3 separate regions of the Mus musculus genome follow, and regions 2 and 3 are each linked to region 1. The links are chromatin loops, found by intact Hi-C in ENCODE. Cell type or tissue: heart. All regions are shown on one strand. Links, peaks and the distances in the headings refer to the core of each region. The heading gives the core; the rest is flanking DNA.

What was found. Peaks named below come from ENCODE experiments on the same cell type or tissue, not always from the same donor. Only the 100,000 strongest peaks of a DNase experiment are listed, where the experiment ranks them.
Region 2: it touches region 1 in a loop (2.1-fold over the local background); 5 of 42 quality-filtered maps call a loop at or near these places.
Region 3: a loop joins it to region 1, with 4 times the contacts of the local background. A loop is called at or near these places in 3 of 42 quality-filtered maps.

Annotation. Positions count from the first base shown.
Region 1 is chr6:4,001,078-4,006,460 of GRCm38, reverse strand. Gng11 (guanine nucleotide binding protein (G protein), gamma 11) reads right to left here and starts at 2,474. Exons shown (of 2, transcript NM_025331.2): 1 at 2,050-2,474. The coding sequence starts at 2,145. In heart, for the core only: no CTCF peak of the experiment used is centred there; a DNase peak (open chromatin) is centred at 2,340; H3K4me3 peaks cover 2,267 bases; H3K27ac peaks cover 2,345 bases.
Region 2 is chr6:3,908,910-3,914,292 of GRCm38, reverse strand. No RefSeq gene overlaps it. Among named protein-coding and RNA genes, the nearest start is that of Tfpi2, 77 kb to the left of the region's middle. In heart, for the core only: a CTCF peak has its summit at 2,822 (motif pointing left); no DNase peak of the experiment used is centred there.
Region 3 is chr6:3,932,829-3,938,211 of GRCm38, reverse strand. No RefSeq gene overlaps it. Among named protein-coding and RNA genes, the nearest start is that of Tfpi2, 53 kb to the left of the region's middle. In heart, for the core only: no CTCF peak of the experiment used is centred there; no DNase peak of the experiment used is centred there; H3K27ac peaks cover 621 bases.

The sequences.
Region 1 (5,383 bases), core at 168-5,167:
GTCTATATGTCATAGCTACAATAAAAAGTTTGGGAATGGAAAGGAGATCCACCATCCACTTTGTGTCCTGGAAGAATCACTCTAAATCTTTCTCTTGTCCTAGCAAACACCAAGAATGTTCTAGGAAACCTGTGCTGTAGGGTGTACCCCAGGGCTGTGGTGGCTGACCTGGAAACTGTAAATAAGGATGTTTGACTTGTACATCGGCACACCCAGGATGCTGCCTGATGTCGACTTTGCAACTTGTCCTTTCCTATACCCTGTAAATTCTACACAATGATGCTAAATACTCTGACTTTCCAGCTTTGCAAAGGCTAAGTATTATTTCAGCACACACCATACACCATGCTGTTTAATGTGCAATCCCTCTGGCTGAGACTGGCCAAACTCTGGGGTTTGTCATCAGTCAAAACAGCCCCCTCCAAGAAATAATGTTATCCCTTAGTTCTCTCAGCTGTCTTATTCCTCTAATCACATGATTTCTTAAAGTTACAGGAAAAATAGAATATCCCACTGCAAAATCGAGGAAGAGTGTGAATTTGTATGAAGCAACGGGCTAAATCAGAGTGGAAATTTCATAAAAATGTAAAACTCAAAAACTTCCAGCACCTCCCAAAAACAATTCAGGAGTATTAAGCTTTATCATGAATGTGTTTGGAGCCTGTTTATATAATTTGCTTCATTTCTATTTCTTCATTCTTTCAAATAATTGAAACAGAAGGCTAATGTCAAAGAGCCTGAGGTGTGGCTCAGGTGTGACCACATACACAGTGCCCAGAGTTTGAGCCCTAGTAATCCCAAACTCTTAAAAATAACATCACTCCATAGGGAAAGGCTGGAAGAAGCTGAGGAGGACTGCAACCCCATATGAAGCCCAGCAGTCTCAACTAGTGGGGATCCCTGAGATTTCAGACACTGAGCCACCAGCCAGGCAGCATACAGTAGCTGGTATGAGCCCCCCATCCCTGCCCCACTCATATACAGCAGAGAACTGCTTGATCTGGCCTCAGTGAGAGAAGATGTGCCTAACCTGCAAGAGACTTGAGACCCCAGGGAGTGGGGAGGTTTCGTTGGGGAGGGAAGGTGGGAGAGATAGGGGGATAGGATGGGATGTGGAACTCTGTGGGAGGGCGGACCAACTGGGAGAGGGAAATGACTGGGCTGTAAAAAAGTACAAGTCATAATAATATCAGTCCAAATTTTTCTTGCTCTGGGGAAAAAATTACTTTTCTTCAAATTGAACAAGCTATCCAAAAGTTTTTTTTTTTTCTAAACGACTGGTTGCTTGACAGAGTGGGAAAAGAAGATTAATGTAATCAAGGCGCTTACTATCAACAAAGAATTGAAGTAAAAATTCCAAGTTTTCCATGGAGTTTCAGTGAACACTCCTGGGTATTTTTTCATTGACTGGCCAGGGTGGCCTGGAACTCCTAACCCTCCTGCCTCCACCTCCTAAGTGATTGAAAATTACAGGCATGCACCACCACACCCTGCATTTATTTATTTATTTATTTATTTATTTATTTATTTATTTATTTTACTTTGCAGCCATATCCCATACAGTATAAATGTAATTATGTGTCTATAAGTCAATACAGTAAAGTCTATTAATCATTTAACACACTTCCAAGACAAAATGGAAATTGCATACAATTTGCAAATAACAGAAACTCAGGCAGTGCTCTCAAGTCCCAATGGAGTCAGGATCTTTGCAAAATTAAAGCTAAAATTGTTGGGAGATTTTCAATGTGGTTTTAGAAACATTCTATCATACACCGTCCTTTCCAGAATGGAAGCCAGCTGCCCTTTAAGGGATTGGTTGTCTCCCCTGTTTGGGACTCTGTCTTGATAACATTTGGCTTTAGATTCCTTATTAGTTCCTGGCTCTTCTCACCTTTTGCGATTCCCCCACATCATCTAGAAGGTGGAGCCCCCTTAAAGAGAAGCTCCCAGAAAAAGACACCCACCCCTACCCCTCATCGTTTAATCCAGTAATCCTGACCTTGGCGCATTTCTGAGAGTGAATTCTGAAATAGCCAGCCACCTTACCTGTTGTCTCTGCAACTTGACTTCTTTGCGAAGTTGCTCAACCTCCATCTTCAGTTTTTCCTTTTCCGGCAGATCCTCGATGTGAAGGGCAGGCATCTTTGCCCCAGAACTGGGCCCAGAAGTCACTTGTGCAAGGGAGCCACTGGAAGCGCCTAGAACTGGGACGCTTCCCCAAATACCCGCGGGCCCAGGCTACCGCCCCCCGCGCGCAGGACGTGACTGGCTCGGGAACCGCAGCTCCCAGCTCCCCGGGGGCTCGGCTTCCTGCCCAAGCCTGCTCCCGATGGCCTTTCCCAGACTCCAACCAACTTCAGGGCGGCTTCTCCAGGCCGCAGCAGCCCTGTAGCCAGGCAGTCTGCCTAAATATGGGACATCCTCCTGGCTGCTCTGGGCAGGCTGCAGACCCTGCAGGAACAGGACCAGGTCGCAGCTCTGGGCTGGACTGCCACAGGACTCTTGCCACGCCCGGGGGAGCTGCTGGGCTGGAGACAGAAGTTTTACTTTTGTTCTCTCTCTCTCTCTCTCTCTCTCTCTCTCTCTCTCTCTCTCTCTCTCTCTCTCTCTCTCTCTCTCTCTGTGTGTGTGTGTGTGTGTGTGTGTGTGTGTGTGTCCAACTTAACATCCGGGTTTTGTTTAAAGCCAGGAAAGGAACACTACTCAGCAGGAAATAACTAAGGATCCTTAGATCCTTCACCTCTCCAAGTTTTAAAAATACACAGCATATAACTTTTCCATACACGTAGTGGGGAAAGTGGATATTGGGGAGGAAAAGAAGAGCAATATGGAACCTAGCTAGGTCTCAGAAGTATACAGCAGAATTGTGTTGACACATTCCACGTGGTTTCCTAAAAGCTCAAAAGGCCTTTCACAAAAATATGTTTGGAGGACAGAAGTGGTTTGAGATGCGGGGTGTTTCCTGTCATTAAATGACCATCTGGCTTCTCAATAATAGAGCTTTCACTTTTGGGGAAGGAAGACGTAACTCTGGGAGAATAGAGGACACCCAGAGAAGCCTAACAGAGGCTCAAAATCCCCTCCAGAGTTTCTTCCATCCCCGCAAGTTTTGGGAATACTCCTCTACACGAAGGGGCAGTTTTCTTGCTTTTTAACGTTTTGAATTCCTGGCAGACTTCCTTTCCTGGATGTAAGCAGCAAAATCACTTAGAAGCAGAAGAATCCCTACATTATGAGAACATGGTTCACAGAGAGCAGCCTTGGATAGCCAGGAGAGTCTACCGGGACATACTTAAGCAGGCAATGCCAACCTTTACTGGCTCCGTTGGTCATACTGCTCAAGGACAAGTAAAATATAACGTTTACGTAGGAAACCTGCCCTTGCAGTACTCGACTCCCTGTTCTTCCCAGAGACAACCTCCCAACTCATAGTTAAATGTGGATGAAGAGTGGAGCCATTAACTGAATATTTCAGGGTACCTGACCTTAGATACCCATCATTGTTTAGTAAGCACAAGCTTTGTTTGTGCAGTTTCTCACCAGGCTCTGCTGACTGTCCTCACTGAATATATTAAGATGAAAAGAACAATGGGCTATTTAATGAGTGCTGTTTGGTAGTCCTTCCAACTCTTCCTGAGCCATCATAGCTAAAATTCACTTATGTTTTGTTTTCCCATTTTAAAATTATGAAGTGAAGGAAGAGAGTGAGCTGCTGGGGTGTGTGGTGTCTCTAAGACCTAAATATGCTCAATCGTTTTTGGTTTTGTTTTTGTTTTTTAACAAAGGAAATGTTTAAACGTTGGACTTTTTGTATTTGAAATACCAGAATTTGTCAGGTTGAGAGTTGGACTGTCTGGTGAAGTTTGGCTTCTTAGTGAACTGTCAAGACAAACTCACATCTGTCTGAAGAACCCAGTTGTTGTTTTAAATTCCCTATGTCTTAATGTCAAAAGGTTGGCTAAAAATAGCTTATGTAAGCCAGTGAAAGGAACTTAGATGAATGTGGGCTAAAGTAAACAGGTCCTATACCAAAATTAAATAAGTTGGCAAAGAAAATTAAGGTACCTATATCTGTCTTAAATGATAGACTATTTTGGCTAGTAAATTTCTTCTTTGTTAATCAGCTAGTTGCATGCAAGGATATATATTTATAAATCCATATTGGTTCATGAGCATGTTCCTCAGCCTATGAGACTTAAAGTTTAAGTATTAATTTATATTTTTGCTTTCATTCTCAGAAAATTCACAGCATATCTTGTTTGAATAAAGTAAACTAAAATGTGGAAATGTTTTATTGTTATTTGGTTTTAGGTGGTAAAATGATGCAGTAACTTTAAAAAGTGGAGGGGTCTGTAGGCATTCAACTTTAAGACCCAAAGAAGAGTCACAGTAAGGAATTTCCCAAGTATCCTTGTGGAGATGCTCCATTGCCAGTATTCTAAAGTAGGAGTTCCGTTTGTTTTAGTTCTTTAGCTCCTGTCCCTGCTGTTGTTCCGAGGACTCTGTGTTTCATACATGCTAAGCAAGAACTGAATCACCTATACAGCACCCAGAGTAAAAAAAAATTTTAAAAGTATATATTTAAAAAAAAAATAATAGTTTGTACTGGCGGATTCAACTGTGTTACAACTTTATACTGTGCATTATTCCATGAGAAAGTTATTTACAGGGTAGCATGACTAAGATATTAAGTCATACCATAAGGAAACTGCAGGTGTAGACAGAATAAACTTTTGTTAAGCATCTGGCCAAAATCTATAGTAATCTGTTTAATAAATGAAAAAGAGTACGGAGATGATGTGACTGGTAAAAGTGCCTGCCACTCAAAACCTGAGAACTTCAATTCAGATCCTTAATAAACACGTAGAACAGTGGAACTTGTTAATAATCTACAGCGATAGGTTGCAGGTTGGGACAGAAATCAGTGGATTCCTGGAGCTTCCTGCACAGCTAGTGTGTCTAGCCCTTTGAGGAGTTCTGGGCTCTGCTTAAGAATTCATCCCAAAAAACTGAGATATGTTCATGCAGTGATGGTACCAGCGCTGTGGGAGTGACCAAGTGTCCTGTGCTTATACTCAAGGCCGACTCCACAAGAGGAAATTTGTGCTGGGAAGTATAAATCTGTTTTAACAAAACTTGTGGGTGGTGAGGTCATAGTTTTGGGAGTATCTTAGCTAAACTAATATACAGTCAAACGGCCTTCCAGAAAACATTTTTATAGACAAGTGCTACTCTAAGTCTTGATCAGATGATCTGCTTGCTAGTGAATGACTGTGAATGCAGAGACTCATGGCTGCTCATGAATTTGATAATAAGTGAAGCATGCCTTCTCAGTCCTAAGAAAGCCATCTATGATCTCCTCCCCAAGGCATGGGAAATG
Region 2 (5,383 bases), core at 183-5,182, 92 kb after region 1:
TATGTCTCCTCTTCCTTTACGTCCTTCCAAACCCTCCCATATCTTCTCTGTGCAAGTCCAACCTCTCCCTCCACACCAGTTTCAACTCTCTCTCAAATATATGCCCTGTGTGTGTGTGGTGTGTGTGTGTGTGTGTGTTTGTGTGTGTGTGTGTGTGTGTAATGTAACAGCATGTGACATTTATTTTTGGGACCTAAGTGACTTCACTATATATCCTTTTCCAGTGTCATTCATTTACCTGCAAATTCCGTGATTTCATTCCTCCTAACAGTTGAGTAATATTCCACTGTGTGCATATACCAGATTTTCATTACCCATTCATCAATAAACTGGTGTATTAATTCCATTCACTGGATATTGTCAATGGATCATCAATAAACATAGATGTGCAATTATCTCTGTAGGAAGCACTGGACACATGCTCAGGAGTGGTATAGCAGACTCTATGACAATTCTACTTTTAGTTTTTAAAACTAGCTTTGCTCTATGACTCAGATTCTGATATACTGTTTAGACTTTTGTTGGATCATGGAATTTTTACATTATCTCCTCAAATTTTCAGTGACCTGCTATTTATTTATATTTATTTATTTATTTATTTATTTATTTATTTATTTATTTATTATCTATTGTTTAGTCTCCAAACTTTGTTTTCTGATCAAGTTCAAGAGTTATTAGAAGTTACAGAACGTTTCCTCAGTTTGCTTCAACACCGATTATTCTTTCTTTTACTTTGCCTTTATTATTAGTGAGGACTTCCTCATGTTTGTTGTTGTTGTTGTTGTTGGTTTGGTTTTTCATCTCTAGTATCTCTACTGGAAAGAGAAGAAAAGAAAAATGGGAGAAAAAAATGAAAGAACATTAACACCCTGGCTCAATTTTCAGGCATACTGCTGACTTTCTTATCTGTTTCCCAACTGACTTCCATAGTCTTTCAGTCCCAGAACCATGTTTATCTTTATATTTCATTCCTAGCTGTTTTCTAAGCACACTGCAAATGTGGAAAAAGTAAAAGTATGCCCTTGAGCATTTCAAAGCTTTTAATAAAAAATGTTTTATAAATGTTACTAATTTGATTGCATATCCTGACAACAGAAATAGAGACAAAACCCATTGGTATGAAATCTTTGAGTCAGATGCTGTTCTTCTCTTCATGAGAGATACAAGTAGTGCATAAAATTCGACAGTTTTATTTATTAGGATTTAAAGACATGATTGACAGGTATTTTTGGCTTTCTAGGTGCATATCACAGATTGTGATAAGTTGCAGTCCTACTATTGTTAAAATAAAAATACTTTCTAATATTTCTAGATAAAACTCATAGGTTATTAAAATGTGTTAATGTTTAAATATTTTCCGATTATTCAAGTTATATATTGCTATTAATATATAATTTAATCACATTTTTCAGAGAATATAATTTAATACGTACATTTACTAGCAAATTAAGAAAAAACACATTCTTTTAGAATGAATAAACTGCTATTTCTAGTGTAAATTCTTTTCATGGAGATTTGTTTGTTTCTTTTTTTGTTTAATCTGGTATAGTTTCCTTTTATACTTAAAAAATACTCTCATGTCTGTGAAGGGTTACTAGATAAAACCTCTTTTTGTCATATTTTATCTAGGAAAGTCTAATCCATATTGGTTACTGAGGTTTGGAAATTTAGGGTCAGTTTTATTTCTTTTTCAGCACTTTAAGGATATTGATCCACTGTTTTCTAGCTCTAATTATGTTTATGAGAAATATATAGTCATTCAAATAAATTTCTCTACAGAATGTTTTCTTCTTTATTTCTGTTTAGCAAATTGTTTGCCATGTCTTTAGGAATGGTCATATCTATATCTCTATTCCTACTTACTGCTTTGTATTTTTATATTTGTAAATTTATGCCTTTCATCAAACTCAAAGATTTTCCACCATTATATCTTCAATTATTTTTGTTCTATTATCTCAGCTCTACAAGGACTAACTGCATTTTTCTACAAATGTCCCTGATAACTTTTAGATACTTCTCCCCCCTCTACCTTTTCTTTTATTAATTTCTTTGAATTGTACTCAATTCCATCATTTTATTATTTTCATTTTAAAAATATTTTTCTTATAACTATTTAGAGCACAAAAATGTGCATATTATATTTATAAAATGCCTCTTTCTGCTTCTTATACTTTCTACTTTTGGTAAAATATTTTACATTCTCAGTCATAAAGTTCTCATAAAAATCCTTTTGAGCATATTACAATAGGTTTTTAGTCCTTAAAAAATATTGCAAAATCTATGTTGCCTTTGACTTAATGCATCAATCATAACCTGAAATATAATTCCCTATATGTCAAATCAGCTCGAATTGTACCTCATACATGGGGAATGTTACTACATATATACTAAATTCTGTTACAGTTCTCTGAAGATTGTTGGCATTTCTTCTAGGCTGGCTCAAACTCCACAGCCAACAACTTAAGAGTAGAGAGTTTTAAGTCTTAAACCAGGTCTTAGAGTCCTAAAGACACGGAGGTGCTTCTTATCCAACTATGAACAATTCATGGGAAGAGTGAGGTTTCAGAAGAGTTCATTCTTAGAATATGAGTTTGTGACTTGTGTTTTCTCCTCCACTGTTTCCCATGTTCTTCAAAGACCCTTTAACTGCATTCTGAGAATTGTTCTTTCTTAATCCACTCATGACATTGTCTGTGGGATGAACTGTACGAATGACAACAGATGATTCTAAGCGGAGGAGGCTTGTAAAGAGTTGTAGCGTTTACAACATTGCCTCCTAATATTTACTAAATGTTTACTTCACTGGCTCCCTCTTCTGTTTCTACAACAAAGTACAAGACCTCTAGTGAGCGTTGTGCTTTCCTCTCTTTTCTTCCTCTCATAAGGCATCTTTGAGGATACTTTTTTTCTTGGAACCTTTCTGTCCATAGTTGCATTTTCACCTCTTGTCAGCGTGCCTCCAAAGAAGGCCTCTCTTTCCAAGGTGTTCTCTTCCCAGAAGCACATTTCCCAAGAATGGTGTGCCTGGAGTACATACTTCCCATACTTAACGGACCAATCATTGTCTGGAAGCCAAGTTGTCTGATTGACCTTGGACTGTCTTCTTTGTTTCCTCTTCATTGGGATCATCTCTGGAATGGAACCCTGCTGCACTCTGTTCTATTGCTAACTTTGTCCCTGATCCTTTTCTGCTTATTACTTGCCCTAACCTCTATTTTAATTTAACTTCTAGGTGTGATTTGAAAGATTTCAGATATTTATTTAAGTAGGTAAACTGATGGTGAGAACAGGAAATAAAAACTAGCCAGACAGTCTTAAGGCAGAGAATCCCAAGAACAAATGGCTTTTCCTTGGTTCAAAACTAGAGATGTTCCACATTCGTAATTGCATCCTTGCCAAAGGTCACAGGTACTGAGAAGGAACATAGCTCAAATGTCTTCAGTTCTCAGACCAGAGTGGAGGTCCACTTTCTCCTTATTTCTCCTTTTACAGATACTTCCTATTCACCCTAGGAATGTCTTCCAAGGGTACTCAACTCCATTGCACATATGCACACACATACACATAAAAATTAAAACTCTTTAAAAAACAAAATAAAATAATTATAAGAAAAACATAACTCTCTTTGATCCCCAAATTTCATGGGCATGAACTCATAGACCATAAACATTGTGGGAGTTTTGTGTCAACATCTAGCACACTAACTCTTGAGTTTTCTCACACCAGAGGTATGAAAGAAAATCTCTGCCACACTCAAAATCACTGCAGTTTTCTTCAGCAATAGATTTGCATTATACCCGAATTCAAAGTAAAACATAATATAATGTAGGTACAGTCTACAAATAATATTTAAAAAACCCCTTTGGCTTTATTTGGAAAGATATACAGAAGTATATGAAATGGACGTGTGGGATTTAAATGATTTTTTTATGGATTGAACTCCAAGTATACTATCTTTATGACTGTTGAAATGTACTTTGTGCACATCTGCATGCATGTGTGTGCACACACACACACCTTTATAAACTGAGGGCTATACAGTATTTTACTTATTAGAAGTTTTTAATATTAGATTAAATATCCTAGGTAAATTCTATACCATGTATTGCATTTCACTTGAATTATATGTGGTTGTTGGTGTATTCAAGTGTCTTCATCCTGAATGGATTTGAAAACTGATTTGACAGAAAAACACATAAAGTAGTTGATTGTAGATTTCTTGAGATAGAATTCCAAAGAAATTCCAACTTGACAATGCTTAAATCTACAATAACCAATATTGTTTTAGAATTCCTCAGACATAATCTTGCAAATAGTTCCCAGCTTTGACAGTTTAATTGCATTCAAACCAGAGCAAGATGCTACCACAACGCTTTATTCAGGGGATCTGGTCCCTAAAGTGTCTTTATACAGTCACCTAGATGTCAAAGCCTTTCACAGTCCCTAAAAGATAGCTGAATTATAAGTTTTGTGATAAAAGATGATAATGTGGAAGAAAAGAAATAAAAATTTAGATAGCATAGAAATGTAGTTGGGGGGGGGGAGAGAAATGTAGTTGAAGAAAATATCCCCAAAAGAAGCTAAAACACACATTTTAGTGAAGCTGACCAATAATAAAATTTTCATGACAGAGGCATTGCTGCTAAGAGAAAATAATTCCTGTTTTATTTATGTATTTATGACTTTCAAACTGAATCCAAGTAACTGAAAATATACACACTTATATACACTGTATTTGTATTACTGTTGCCTAAATACTTGTAAGGAAAGTTATTACACAGTAGTTTTAATATGAGTGGCTACTGGATCCAGTGGATAACTATAAAGGGTTCTAGACCACTATGTTCCAGAACAAGGGACTGGAAACAGATACACGGACATTAGCATAAGCAAGGGCAGATTATTAGAAAAAGTTACACTTCTGAGGGAGGAAGCACTGGAGCATAGAAAAGGTTTGGGACTTCACTGTAGAAGATGTTGGGTTCTAATGTCAGCAGAGGTTGGTGTTGATTGTTTGAAAGCTGTTTTCCCTCCTAGGTTAATCTTGCAGCCATTGCACCAGGCCTTCTGAAGTGCCCATGACACTGCCCCTAAGTATCCCTCGGGCTTCCACACCAGATTATTTTGTTGCAGAGTTATTGTAGCTGACCCTGAGATGACGGCTATGACATGGCCTAAGACATAATAGGCCAGTTCTGGAGAAAGGCGTCCAATCATCACATATGGGTGTTGAAAGAAAAGTTAAAAGGCATTTTTAAAATCATGAAATTGAGCCAAGTACTCCCTGGTCTTTTGTTCTGATTTTCTATACTTTTATATGATCTTTAATTAATTCGATTTTGAAATGGAATCTCTGGCATGGAGCTTCATCATCTGACTGCCT
Region 3 (5,383 bases), core at 183-5,182, 68 kb after region 1:
CTCCATCTCTTACCTCCCCCTTACTCTTGACTCACTCTCCTCTTTTCTCATTAAATAAAGTTATTTCACTTTTGAAGAGCTTCCCATGATGTGACCTTGGTTTCAGCAGTTCCTTCACCAATTCTCTTGAAACCTCTTTTAAATCAAGCTGATTAATGGTGTGTAAAAAAAAAGTCAAAGAAACTAATTTGTGTATTATGTTCAATAAAATTTTATACCACATGCTTTGCATTTTAAAATATTAAATCAATGTAATAAAAATAGGTAAAATGTTAAATAAATAAAAATGTAAAACACAAAATTAAATTACCCTAATTATATAAGATAAAACATTATTTATCTTTAAATAAAATCTGCATAATGAGCATACCAGTTGACATCCAATGTAGATGTGTCAAGTTTTACAAGGCACCAACCTTAGATAACAAGCTATAGACACTTAATGGATGCAGAGCAAGGATCAGCTTTCCTCAGAATGGAGACCCCTGATAGGTTATTTAGTGCCAGTCGTTAGCCCTAAACACGCGTACCTACAAGCAACATTAAATGGATTTAGTAGGTTGTGAAGAATTAGCCTGCCTTCACCTTATGCTTGAAAGCCATCTTATAGTAAAGACACACTATATTCATTTCTATTTATGATTAAATATGTTCTTCAAGGACTGGGTTATGCCCCATCTGTAACCTTAACTACAAATGTTTCTGTACTGCCTGTTTCAGGCAATAGCAAGCATGCCTTTGTTTCAAAAGGCTATAATGGCCACATTGTTGTGACCACCTCACAACTCTGCTTTGGATTAAGAGGTTGCTGTGACCATCTGTTGCTATGAATACCCTGTTATGACCACCTTGCAACCATGTCTTTGTTTCAGGGAGTTATGACCAACTTGGTGTGCTCGTGTTCTGTTTTGGTAACCCTACCTATTTGTCAAGTCGGCATTTGGATCCCCGTTGCTGATCTCTTAAAGCCTATCTTTAGGTAGAGGCAGACCATGTACACAATTATAAGAAGTTGGCTTTAATTAATTGCTTGTTGTAATTGATTTGGACATGATCTGGGTCTCTGGTCTTTCTCTTTGCTCTCTGTGTGATTAACAGTTGTACATGGTGTGCGTGCGTGCGTGCGTGTGTGTATCTGTGTGTGTGACAATAATTACTATGAAGGAAAAGGTCATGAATATGAGCTGGAGTAGAGAGATAGAAAGGAGTTGGAATGGAGAGAAGGACGGGTATAGAAGTAACGTAAATCAGTGATATTCATGGGTTAAATTCTTCAACCAATTACAAAAATACTTAAAAAGTGAAAAAAAGAGAGTCACATAAATTTATACTCCTTGACTTTTCTATGTAAACAATGTAGCCAATTAGACTTGGTTGATGAAAAATACTCATTATAGAATTCTGTTGATACGTATGAATTATGGATAAGCATAATTACAGAACTGTAAAAATGACATTTGCTAACACCGAATAAAGTCAATAATTAGGCAAGAAATAAAAGAGAATTAATAAATGATTGATGGAAAAACTTAATAGAATGTTCTCATTGCCCCTTGTGCTCAGTCAACATTACTGAGGTCAGAAGCCTCCTGTCTGTGGATGTGTAACAAACTTGACATTCTCAGCATTGCCTCTGTCGTTCCTCTCCCCCCTGCAGTACTTTCCTTTCAACATTCAAGTTGTCAACAACTGCACATGCCTAGCTGTTTACCATTCATGGTCAAGATGGAAATCATCCCTACTTGAACTTGAAGTCCAGCCTGCCTTGTCCTGATGAGTACAATATGAAAATCATCATCTTATGACTACAATCTACAGTAACCATTAAGAAATTCAGAACAGCTTTGGGCTTGCAGGGTTCATTTAAAAGCTCTTGTAATGGTGTTAGTAAACATGGACTATAAACCCATTTTCTGGCTGTTGCTCATGCTTATACTTTGATGCTAGTCAGCTGTCTTCTATAAGTGAGTCAAAATCAAATGTCAGACATTTACTTAACTTTTCAATAACAAAAGGCTGGCTAAGAATACTTGCTGCTCTTAAAAAGAACCTAAGTTTGGATGCCTGCACTCACATGGTGCTCACACATCTGTAACCCAGTTCCAGGGCATCTGATTTGCCTTCTCTGAGTTGTGAGGGCACCAGGTGTGCACATTGTGCATAAACATCTATGAGGACAAAACACAGAAACAAAGTAAATATGTATAAAATATGTTTTTAAGCCTCTGCTTTTAGTTGTTTTGTTGTTTTTCATCAATAAGATAACTAGCATTGTGGATTCTCATTTAAACCTAGAAGGAAAATGTTCTCCATCTATCAAATGTCTGCAGTTTTAATTGTCCTACCAGGATTGAAGACACTAGAGACCTTGTGACCTTCCCTTTGGCTGTCAGACAATGGGCCCAGGGCACTGGAATTTTCCCAGGAATTTCATTCTGGGAGTATGAAGAATCTGAAGCCTGATAAGTACCGGCTGGAGGAGAAATTTGTCTAAGGAAGGAGATTTCACACATCTACAACTTTTCAGACCACTTAATAAGAGAAACCTAGACAATGATGAGTGATGGACAGAATCTCACTATGCGTTATGAATATTTTTTTGCCATATCCTTAAAACTATACCTCATATCAAGGCCCTGATGCTACATGTGGAAAGAATCAGTGAAGTTCTGTGTTCCTCTTCCCTATATAGCCGTACTGAATAAATCTTCTTTTACTTTTTATTACTACTTTGTGTCTTTAGTTAACTCTTGAGGAGAGTTAGCTATGCTTAGCTTGTTAGGTCAGCCAGGGTCATGTTCTGACCCTAACACTGAACACAGTTAAATGAAGGGACAAACTCAATCAACACTCTAAGTCAAATGTGTTCTCTTTCCTCAGATCTGGGTTTCTTTCCATATGTACTGTAAGCTGTGACCGTGTCATGATCCTTAGCAGTGGGTGAGAGTCCTCTGGAAGAAGGGCTGAGGATCCGGGAAAACAGGAAAGACCAGTGAAGGAAGGCAAGAGAACAAACTACAGCTGTGCCCTGTGTTAAATGTTGACAAGCTACCCTTTATTCTATGTTCAGACTATTAACTTCTTCATCTTCTTCTACACCACAATATAGCAAATTATAAGGGACAACAGACTATTTTGGAGGAAATATTTGAGCTAAAAGATATGAATGAGTATTCCATAAATAAAAAGCATTCATGGAAGGAAGCTGGCTCTGCAGAGCCTGGCGGATTGATTAGAACTGCAGTCCTTTGCGGAGATTGGAATGTTGCTGATCCAGAGGCTAATTAGCTTATCTTGGGTTATTTCTGGCACTTAGGAAAAGCCACTCCTTGCCCACCTCTGTGGTGGAACTCATCACTAATAGATAAAAACCTTTTAGAACGGATTAATTTAAAAGATTAACTTCTGTCAAGCCAAAAGCTCAGATATCGTTCCTCTCAAAGGATCCTCTCTGACTCCTTATCACAGAGTCTTTCAAAGGAAATTTTACTTGATGTTAAATGTTTTTAAAGTATAGCTATTATTATTTATTGAAATCTGAATGTCTAATAGTTAAACCTCTACTATTTGACGCTGTGGGTAAACTTTGCTAAACTAAGGAGTTTATGAATAGATCCCTAAAATAGGCTTACAAACTTATCTTTGGAATTAAGTAGATATGGATAAAGTTATTTTAAGACATAAACTTAAAATAATGTACATGAATTAGTATATCACTCTTGGGTTTGATTTACATTAGCTGGATTCAACTTAGATAAAAGAACTGTTGTTGTTGTTGTTGTTGTTGTTGTTATTATTACTTTTATTTGCCCAGCTGAACTACAGGAACATTGAAAAATAAGTGATTAAGGGAAAAAGATACAGGACTTGGTAAGGAATGAAAATACCCATAACATGACTGTTTAAAGATGAATGAATTGAGTAATGACTTTTCATTACTACATGAGTCTTAGAATTTTCAAGGGGCCAAACATTTGCCGGTCTATAACTTTTGTCAGTGTGTAAAAACTGCAGCTCTCATCTTGAAAGGAATAAGAGAAAATGTATTCTGGAGCCATTTAAGCGACCACCCTTGGAAACACCTATTTAGGTACCTCAAAGTCCATGTTCTAACATGAAGACAGGTTCATGAAGTTTCATAATTTTACAGAAAAAAAAACGTAAGAAAAAAAATCAAGGCAAGCTTAAAGTCTATGAGTGTGCACACCAGACAGGCAGGGATACTGAAACGGGCATCTTCTGATAGGAACGCTGCCCTTTGCCACCTTGGGGCAGCTTCACAAAGCAGTCCTGCCTGATCAACAAGGAAAATAACACAAGAAGAAGGGGTGGCAAGCTGGCTGTGCTAGAACACACCTGTAACCTCAACACTTCACAAGCTAAGACAGGACAATCTCAGCCAAAGCCAGCCCAGACAACCCGGCAAGATCCTGTCTCACAAAAAAGGGAAGAAATGGCAGGTAACCTTTGCTAGCATTTGAGAGGACAGTACACTGTGGCCATCTCTCCACTCTCTCCTCTGTGTTACTACTTCCACTGTTTCAGTTACCCACACTCAATCAGAATCCAAAACTATTGTTTGTACTGATTCTTTCAACAGAGGTTATATCGATGTAACTTTTCTTATACTTTTATAGTTGTGCTTTTAGTAGTTGTTCTGCATCTCTCATGGTGCCTTATGTACAGATTATACTTTATCCTAGGTCTAATGTTAAAACAGGCTTGGTGAACTAGGGTTCTGGGCAGCCACTGGCTGTGTTGTAATGTATGCCCTGCAGATACAGGGGACACAGTAAGTATATGAGGCGCTCCTATCCTGAAGCAAAGGTAACGAGAGAAGTTTGAAAGAGGTTTTGAAGGATTCTTCACCTATACAGACTGCATTCTAAGTAGAATGTTTTCAAAGAAAAACAGACATTTTCCAACATGTTTTCAAATTTGGCCATTATAAATAAAATGGCAGACATTTCAGCACAAGATTTAAAGTGTGTATAGGATTAAATCTCCATTTCCCTAGGAAGACAATCAGGAGTGTATTTGCTGAGTCTGTTGTTATTTATTTTGTTTGTTTGTATTTTTGTCATTGTTGTTGTCTGTTTCTTACATTTTCAAGACAGGGTTTCCTGTATGACTCTGGTTGTCTCAGAGCTCGATTTGTAAACCAGGCTGGCCTCAAACCACCTGCCTTTGCCTCCTGAGCACTGGGATTAAAAGTGTGCACCCCTATACCTGGCTATTTGGTGAGTTCTAAACTGCCGTAGTATAATTACTTCCATATTAGGAGCTAAGATTGGTGTTTTAGTTTTTGTTTGTTACTTTCCCAAATGTTTGCTTGTTTAATAAATGCAAGTGGCTTTATTTTTTGTTTTGTTATGTTCTGTCT